Linked DNA regions of Homo sapiens: region 1 is linked to region 2. A link is a contact called in ENCODE Hi-C data. All regions are on one chromosome and are shown on one strand. The core of a region is the stretch at or near the end of the contact, and the rest is flanking DNA. Distances in the headings are between cores, read along the strand shown.

Region 1 (4,914 bases), core at 990-3,489, 510 kb after region 2:
CCAGGAGGCGGAGGTTGCAGTCAGCTGAGATCATGCCACTGCACTCCAGCCTGGGCAATAGAGTGAGATTCTGTCTTGAGAAAAAAAAAAAGAGGACGAAGAAGCAGAGCCTACAAAGCATGCTGAAAAGCAGCTAGCAGAGTCAAGAGGGAAGGAGTGTGGGGTGCCCCAGAAGCTGCAAAGGTGCACTTCATTCCCGGGGCTGAGCACTACAGAGAAAGGTGGCCCTTAGGAACCCCTGCCTGGTAACTTCAGGAAGGGCTGGCAGGGCAGCAGACACCAGATTACTGGAGGTTGAAAAGATATCAAGAGTGGACAGAAAGACTGGGAGAAAATAAGAAAATAGACAGTGAGTACAGACAAGCTGTGCAAGAAGCCTGGCTACCAAGGAAAGGAGAGAGGTAAGGTCGTAGGTCGGGGGGAGACATAGGGACAAGGAAGGCTTAATTTTGCTCAGCTTTTAAGATAAGAAAGACCCGACCTTATCTATCTGCAGTTGGGCGAGGAAGGGCAAGTCAGCAATAGCAGATAATTTGGGTGAAGATTCAGGAGCATGAGATAACCAGTTGCTCAAAGTTCCAGAGGAGGCGAGATGGAGGTGGAATGCAGAGGCAGGTGACAGGAGAAGGTCACTGTCCACTGAGACAGAAGGGGGGGACAAGCAGGGCTGCTGAATGGTGAAGTAGCCCTGGCTGAGCTTGGGGATCACAAATGTGTAATCGGTCTGTGGGTGGCAGTTTTCTCCAGTGCTGTTCAGTGTCATAGGGCAAAAATGAAAAAATACTCCTGAGTTAATGTAGAATTGGGGTTTAGCCAGATTGGTACAGTCAAATGAGCAAGGAGTTACAAGCTCAGTCTCAAAGTGCTTGAAATGGCCACTTTTTGCCTTGAAACTGCAACAATAACAGCTTAAACTTAAACAGCACTTAGTATGCTTCAGGCACTGCACTAGTTTTATGTGTATGGGCTGAGTATCTCTATCTGAAATGCTTAGGACTACAGGTGTTTCAGATGTTAGAGTTGCCTATTTGCATATATATGAGATATCTTAGAGATGGGACCCATGTGTAAACATGAAATCCATTTATGTTTCATGTGTACCTTATATAGCCAAAGGTAATTTTACATAATTTTGTGCATGAAACAACATTTGTGTACATGAAACCATCAGAAAGCAAAGGTATCAAGAGTGGAATTTTCCACTTGCGGTGTCATGTCGGTGCTCAAAAAGTTACCGATCTTGGAGCATTTCAGATTTTGGATTTTCAGATTAAGGATGCTCAACCTGTATTAACTGATTTATCATCATAACTAAGAGGTAGTTACCAGGAATTGCGGGGAAGGGAGAGATGTAGGTCAAAGGATACAAAGTTGCAGGTATGTAGGATGAATAAGGCCAGAACTCTAATGTACGACACGAGGATTCTAGTTAATAATATCATATTCACAATCTTTGCTAAGAGAGTAGATGTTAGGTGCTTTTCTCACATTAAATAAAAAAAGTTTTATTTTCAAAAAAGGTCTATTTTGCCAAAAGGCTCCAAGCCCTTTCCCATGTTGGACTGTCTGCAGCTGGGGGAGGAGGGTCACCTCCAGGGGAACAGGGTCTCACCCAGGAAACCCTCTCCAGAAGGAGTCAGAGAAGCAGTATAGGGCACAACAGGGCAAGTGCCACAGGGGCAGTGGCTCCACCTGGCTTGGAGTCCCAGGGATGGCCAAGGGCAGCTGCTGCCAAATGATACAAAAGACAAAACTCCCCCAGGGAGGGAACAGTAGTAAGAACAGGGAAGAAAGAAAGACAGGCACAAAGAGGGAGAGAGGGAAGAGGCACACAATGAAAGTGAGCAACATCATTGAAAGCACTGCTGAAAACGATGAAAAGACATGACAAGACAGCACTTTCCAGCTCCTCAGAGTAAACATGTTTTTTCTGCACAACGGAGGGCCTGCTGACGTGTCAGGTGGGGCAGCTCCACTGGAAAGATAAACATTGCACTAAATGAAAAGCTCCCAAACATGAAGGTGAGATTCTCGTAAAAAAAACAACAGCCAACAGTTCAACTCTGGGCGCTCAAGGTGTGCCATTAGGCAACAATCTTAGTAGAGTCAAAAATGCTCTGGGAGAAGCATTTACAGTAAGAAGAAACACATTCCTAGCAGTTTATAGACAGTGAAAACGTGTGTGGGGCTGTAAAAAGGAAGTGACTAATGGGCTAGGCAGTAAACAGCCTTCCTTGATAAGAAAACATTTCCAATCCCAGAACCAAATGCTAATTCCAAATGCTCAGACTCAAAGTATGGTTTAGCTTCATGGCCTCGGCACTACACAATAACCAGAGGGCGTCCAGTTAATCATTTCACTTGGACCCGTCATAAAATCAGTACTGGAGAGGCCTTGTCTAGCTCCCTCACTGTACAGATGAGGTCATGTATTCTGGAGTCTGCATTGGAAAACTTAATAAACAGTGGGTACTTATAACATTAGAAAACTCGATAAACAGTGGGTACTTACGGAGAGCATATTATATGCTAGGCATTATGCTGCTTTACATACATTCTCTCACAATACCAGAGAGATGAGAAAACGAAGCTCCAGAGAGAGCATGAAATTTGCCAAGGATTAGCCAGCTGAAAGGTGGTAGAGTCAGGATTCAAGTCCCAGTGGTTCCAGTGCTGGAACCCAAACCCTCAGTGGCTCCTCTAGCCCATGGCTCCAACTCTCTCTCCATCATGCCATTCTGTCTCTTCATTTCTGTGGTTGTTAATTTTATGTGTCAACTGGGCTAGGCCACTACCATACCAAGGTATTTGGTCAAACATTATTCTAGATGTTGCTGTGAAGGTATTTTTTTAAGTGAGATTAACATTTAAATCAGTAGACTCTGAGCCAAGCCGATTACTCCCCCATAAGGTGGGAAGACCTCATCCAATCAGTTGAAGGTCTTTTTTTTTTTTTCCCCTTTTTTGGAGTTGGAGTTTCGCTCTTGTTGCCCAGGCTGGAGTGTAATGGTGCGATCTCGGCTCACCACAACCTCCACCTCCCGGGTTCAAGCAATTCTCCTACCTCAGCCTCCCCAGTAGCTGGGATTACAGGCATGCGCCACCACACCCAGCTAATTTTTTGTATTTTTAGTAGAGATGGGGTTTCTTCATGTTGGTCAGGCTGGTCTTGAACTCCCGACCTCAGGTGATCTGCCCGCCTTGGCCTCCCAAAGTGCTGGGATTACAGGCATGAGCCACTGCGCCCGGCAAAGTTGAAGGTCTTAATAGAGCAAAGGCCGACCTACCTGGAGGAAGAGAGAATTCTGCCATATAGGCCCATGAGCCATCTCTGTCTTTCTCTTTCTTTATATGTCCCTAACACAATTTCCATCACCCCACAGGTCCTCTCCTCACCTACACGAGCAGGGGAGAGCCCTTGCTGCCTCCCTTTATATTATTTAACATATCCAGCCCATGCTTGATCTCCTTGCAGAGACTCAGTGCTCTGTTGGACATCTTAAACCTTGAAGAAACTATCCTGGGCCTGATGGGCTTTTTTAGAATGGACCCAGGCGTTTCTTCACATAGAATATCAATTCCATTTTTCTTAGGAAGAGTGGTATACGGAAGCCAAGCAGCTGAGGTCTCACGTATAGTAATGTGATTTGGGAAAACTATCTCCAAAAAGGTAATATAAATGAGAGAGAAACATAGCTGGTATGCCTGTTATTTCCAAGCTGACCATCTGTTACAATCAAGGAGTGTGACCACACTGGCCTCTATTTGTACTCATGGTCACTGTCACCACCTTCTCATCAATACTCTGCTCAGCCTCCCAGTCTCACCTCATTTCTACCTGCTCCCCTGACACCAAGTGTCATCATTCCTCATCAAAAGGGGCTGCTTAAAAGTTGAAATCTCTACTTAATCTCTGTTCATTTTGGCATACAGTAAGCATTTAACAAACACTTGTTGACAATGACTAAAACATATGTACTCCTTGCCACACTCACTGGCTCTGTTTGTCAGTTTATTCAACAAGTCTTTACTGTGCTAGGAAGTCCCTACCCTCCCAGAGCTCACACTCCACTAAAGACAGAGGACGCTATGCTATATGTCTGGTACACAGTGGACTAAATGTTAATGTTAACGGCATCAGCCAGGAGTGAAGAAAACACAGGAACCCAGAAAAAAAGGGTTTAAATTTTCTGAACGAGAGTGGGAGCTGAAAGTCAGGCTTCCCAGAAGACAGTGCTGGGCTTGAAGGATGAGTAAGATGTCTGCATGGAGGTGAAGGCAGGGACCCATGGCAGAGGGAACGGCGTTGACTGTGGCTGAAAAGTCCATGATACTTACTATATGTTCAGGGCAGGAAGGAGCTCAGGGAACATGGGAGGAGTGAGGGAAGTAGTACTGAAAGAAAAGTATAGGAAGTGATCCTTATGGAATCCCCACTGAGTCCCCAGGGAATCGTGAATCACATCAAACCCACTCCACCCAGCAGACCACTGCAGGGGCCAGAAGTGCAAGGAGAGAGCAGCTCCCACTGCAAAAGGGAAATAAGATCTAGCCCTTGGTGTTGTTTACATAAAATGCTATCCAGGTGGTTCTCTCCACCTGGCCAGACCATATAACTCTGACCTCTGTGGCCAGCAGCTGAGTGACAGGTTCTGATTAAGTACTTGGAGATTAGATTAAATTCCTCCGATGGTTGTTCTGTGATAATAACAGTGTTCAAACATTCAACCTCTGGGCATCCTCTCTGCGTCCAACCGCTTTCACTCCAGGAATAGGTGTCTTCACCAGAGAAAATATCCTTTACTTTCTGGTTAAACTTTCTTTGTACATGTGTATACTGGCTGCCAATGTGACTGTGGGTTTAAAAGCTTCTGAGAGTTAGGATGTGGCTCTCTGCCAATCAGGCCACCAACG
Region 2 (4,901 bases), core at 230-2,729:
CCATAGATAGATATTCCTGTCTATTCTTTGTGTTCTCGTGTCCTCTGCTTTCGAGATGTGTGGTTTTATGAGGGAGTTCATCTGCACTCACATCCCTTCTGTCTCTGCCTCCTTCTGGCCCTGCCTGTGATTCTATTTCCCCTCCAGATGAAGCACTGTCTTCCAAGAAGAGCAATGTGATGACTATGCCATGGTTTCCGCCACCTCATATAACCCCTCTGCTCCCTCCCATGGAGCCAGGTCCTCTCTGGCATTCTCAGAGGGCTGAGAGTAACTAGGATGGCTTTGGCCACCATTCTTTTCCTAGGCACTCCACACTAAGGCTCCTTCTTGCCCTTTAGCCATAGATTATTTCTGCAAGCTTTTCCTCTTCAGTTCCCTCTCAAAATGCCATGCAGGAACCAAGCTTTTCTAAGAAATCCCTCACTATCATCAGCTATAGTGGCAACAAAGGGATGGAATGGGGGCTGCTCTATTGTTCTGCAGTCAGCAAGCCTCTAGCTGGGGGTACAATCCCGATCCTGGTCTCTCCTTGTGTGGCATCTCATTCTCCCAGATAATTTTCTTGGAATCCCACCTCATTCATTTAAATTCTGGAGGTGAGGGAATTACCTCATGAGAAAGGATGGGAAAGGAACTACCTCCCACTGAGAAAATAGCATGCTCCTCTTCCTCCCTGCCACCCCTCGTAATCTCTTTATAATTATTTATTTGCTGGGCAGTGATTGTGGTTAGTAGGGCCTGTTTAGCTGCCTGCCTCTCAGTAAACTCTGGGGGGATTATCAGGCCCCAGTGTTGGCAGCTCTATTTAGACTGTGGCATATCAGTGCGTCTTATTTTCAGACGAAGCTCCAAGGCAACAGTAAAAATCCCACTCAGTATCTTGTTATATAAACAATAGCTCTGCTCAACCTTCTACGGTAGCTGTTCAAAATATGGGCACAAAAGTTGATTTTAATTTTACTTTGCTTAGTGCTGTTTTCACCACTTTGAAAATCTTGATAAGCACCGAAGTGCTCTGAGCATGTGGAAAGGCCTGGGGAAGGTCAGTACGGTGTGCAATAACACATAATAAACAAATTAACTTCTCTCCTGCACGAAGTGTGAACAGTCATGACAGAAAAAACGGTGCTTTCTTTTGAGGCTGACCTGGTTTTCAAGAAGTAGGAATGAAGGTTAGGGAAGGGAGGTATGACAAAGAGAGAAAAAAAAAAAATGGAGAGAAACGAGGAAAGGGTAGGAGAGAGAGAGATTGAGAACACAGTTACACACTCCTTGCTTTCATTCCTGGCTCCCATGGACACAGCCGAGAAGGAGCACTGTGGGCCCCTCTAGGGACAGGCTAGAAGCTGGCAGGCTTCTTTTACCCACAGAGCTATTTAGAGCTCTGGCCTCTCCAGCAGGGATTGGTGCCATGGCCCAAGGAGCTAGCATTCCTGACCAGGGGAGGTAGGGAGGGACGAAGAGAGCTTTCAAGTGTATTTAACATTCTCCTCGCAGCCCTCTCCAATGGTCTCCCTCTATCCTTTCTCCAAACACCAAACTCCTAAGTTTACTGAAGAAAAATAAGCTCATTAATCAAGACTCAGTCTGACATAGCAAAAGAAACAAGACATAGTCTCATGGTGAAAACTCTGGATTTGGAGGTAAGTTCTACTGGCCCTGTTCTTTAATAAAAGTTTAGTTATACTTTAGACTCTAAAACAAGTGCCTTAAAATGTATTTCTTTCCCATGTCCTGACCTTATCTTCCTTTTTAATGTTAAGCTTTTTTTCTGTATTATAATCACCAAACCTCGGCCGAGTGTGGTGGCTCATGCCTGTAATCCCAGCACTTTGGGAGGCTGAGGCGGGCAGATCACAAGGTCAGGAGTTTGAGACTAGCCTGGCCAATATGGTGAAACCCCACCTCAACTAAAAATATAAAAAGTTAGCCAGGCGTGGTGGTGCAGGCCTGTAGTCCAAGCTACAAGGGAGGTTGAGGCAGGAGAATCGGTTGAACCCAGGAGGTAGAGGTTGCAGTGAGCTGAGATCGCGCCACTGCACTCCAGCCTGGGCAACAGAGTGAGACTCTGTCTCAAAAAAAAAAAAATCACCAAACCTTTTATTGACAGCAATCTGTTTATATCCTGAGCACATGTTGTGCTCTTAGCTCTGAGAAAAGTATTATAGAGACTCAAAGGAGAGAAAAATGTGTCCCTACTTAGCGCTATTTAGAGGAGAAAGAAGTAGGTGTGGGCTTAGACATCAGGGTACATGGAGGGAGGAGAGCATCTAAAGTCTGAGAAGATGGGTGAGGATGAGAAGAGGAGCTTTCGCCCAGTCTAAGCAGCTTCCCCAGTGTTGCCCAGACTACTCATCGTGGATGCTGTTCTACTTTATAATCAGGATACCCCAATCTTCCACTTTTCGAGAAAGCCCCTTGAGAGTAGGAACTGGGCCTCATTCACCATTACTCTTAGCTTTTAGCATAGCACCTGGCATACAGTAGGATTACAGGCTGAATGAACCTACGCATATGTGAATTAATGAACTGGCAGGGTGTGGGAAGGAATGGCCGTGTCCTAAGTTCCTAAATCCTCTCCAGACCTCTGAGCAGTCTCTTTGGGAGCCTTTAAGAAACAGTAAAAGAGGCTTTTCTTATTGGGTAAATAATGCCTTATATATGTAGACTGCCTTTTTTTTTTTTTTCCAAAGAGTTGTTCTTACACTTCTCACTTGATCTTCTTGGAAATCTGACTGGGATCTGTGTTGGGGGAGCCTATTGTATTGTATCACTATTTTATTGACAGGGAGGCTGAGGCTCAGAGGAATGACTACCCTCAATCCTTCTGTGTTACTCTGGAAACTCATTTAACAATAGTGTGATTTCATCTGACTAGGCACCTGTGGTTTCAGAAATACACAGGTTCTACCACTGATCTCTGATTAAAAGCCGGGGTCAGTATCCCAGTCTTCCATTTATCAGGTTATTTGTGATACCTTATTGTCTCTAGACCATAAAGAAGATGGAGAGGCACATGGTCAGGGGACAATTGTATAAGCATTTTGATTTGGAGAGGAAGAATGCCAAGCAGGCTGAAGCCAGACTGGACCAAAGACTGCAGAGACTAAAGGTTATTTGCCTCTACCATGTGAAATTGCTGACCTGGGAGCAGAGGCAGCTCCAAAAAGAACTGCAGAGGTTGCAGCAAGGTAAGACTTTCAGGACTGGTGAGGAGGATGCCCCAGAGGCACAGCAGGGCAGCAGGCCCATCACTCCGCTGAGGCCCTTTCAGAGCTCTGAGTGCCAAGACAGCAAGAGCTTTTGATCACAGCCAGGACTTTAGGCTGCCTAACCTTCCTTGTCCCTCCCCTGTCAATTACATAGCTCCCTGCAGCAGCCTACTCATAAGCCTTCTTGAGCTAACATTTCTCAGGCTTCCAGTCACTGCCATCTTTCAAGTTAGCTCTTTCTTGCTTAAATCCTTCGTTTTCTACTTTTAAATTTTATTTTTCATTTTGCTTTTCTTTCATTATCTGGGCTGATTTGGTTTCACCCCTTTTTAAATATCTGATCTTTCTCTTTTGGATCTAACAACAATTTATTGAGCAGTTACTCATGTGCAAGTCACTGTCCTAGCCCACTTTATGAAAGTTAAAAAAGAAAAAGAAAAGAAAGAAAAAATTTCTCTGGAATTAGTACCTCAGCTTCCTCCAATGTAAAATAAAAGTATTTCCTATGTTATGAAGTTATTTGAGGATTCAGTGAGCACTTGGAATAGTACCAAAACATAAAGTAAGTGCTATATAAGTGCCCACTCTTATCAATTAAAAATTGTTACACAATTGAAACCCTTCTACTGTCTTTGTTGAAAATAGTCACAGTTGTACAGTCTGTAGAAACTAGTTCTCCTTTGTTCATCATTAAAATAATTAGATTTTAATATTACTTAAAAATTCAGCACAGGAAAGAAATATCTCAGCTCTTGAAGACTACATCCTTTCTTACTGAAGGAGAGTGCCAGAACTCAGGAGTCTGAAATGGACAGAACATGTTCAAGAGGAAGGCCAGGTGCTGTAAACGAACATAAAATATTTCAGGTCAACACAGCTTATACATGACATAAAGGCCAAGAGTAACAGCCAAATGTCTAGGCTGGGAATTCTTTCTAACCTCCAGCTTTGGGTTTGAAAGATACTCTGAGTAACTAACTGAAGTCCTCTGCTTTCAATTTCCCTGTCTGCAATAAATGGTTAAACCAACCTAGAATGAGAGCTCACATACTGGAAAAGGGTCTTAGAAGCCATTTAGTTGATTCCCACTCTTATTCAAAAAGGACACTGAAGATCAGATGCCTACTTTTAGGAGGGTGTACAAAAGGCCAGGCCCTAGTAAGTGGCTTTCCTGGCTGAGTAAAGAGTTGGGTTGGAAAGAGTATGAATCAGGAGGCAGAAAACTTTGATTCAGGTGCTTCTGCCTCCATGTCCTTTGGGAAGTCATATTCTCTCTAAGCCTCAGACTTCTTGACAGTAAAATCAGGGATACAGGAAGGAAGCAATATGTATTAAGTCTCAATATTTCTTAGGCACTGTGCTAGGCAATAGTTTTCCATGATTCATTTAAATGGAATTGTTATTGAGATTCAATGATATGCCAGTGAGTGAATTATTTAAGATGCATGTTGCCAGTCCTTTGAGTCAGCAGGTTAGAAATTAGGCTTAAAAATCCACATTTTTAACTGAGATGATACTAAGGTAGATTATTCTGGGACAGCTGTATTTCAGACCAGACTTTGCAAAACAGCTACTCAGGTAGAGTCTGGAATGCAAATATGAAAAAGCATGGTCTCTGCCCTCAAGGTGCCCATATTTAAATTGGACAGTAGTTCCGCTTATAAAAAATGATGATCAAAACTGCTA

Evidence for each region. A loop is a pair of places that touch in the nucleus more often than their neighbours do. Pooled maps may share reads with other maps.
Region 1: a loop to region 2 is called in a pooled map, with 2.9 times the contacts of the local background. The contact joins the enhancer-like site here to the promoter of CCDC190 in region 2. A Hi-C loop is called at or near these places in 1 of 168 maps with a recorded cell type or tissue (natural killer cell), 9 of 37 single-sample maps with no recorded cell type and 10 of 50 pooled maps.

Annotation. Positions count from the first base shown.
Region 1 is chr1:162,347,241-162,352,154 of GRCh38, reverse strand. The region is part of intron 6 of NOS1AP (nitric oxide synthase 1 adaptor protein); the gene reads right to left. Among named protein-coding and RNA genes, the nearest start is that of MIR556, 7.2 kb to the right of the region's middle. Within about 2 kb of position 2,239, at least 9 of the 41 ENCODE cell types and tissues checked have a DNase peak (open chromatin) inside an H3K27ac peak, as active enhancers do.
Region 2 is chr1:162,857,753-162,862,653 of GRCh38, reverse strand. It overlaps CCDC190 (coiled-coil domain containing 190), which reads left to right and starts at 1,479. Exons shown (of 4, transcript NM_001394065.1): 1 at 1,479-1,646; 2 at 2,996-3,194. The coding sequence starts at 3,008.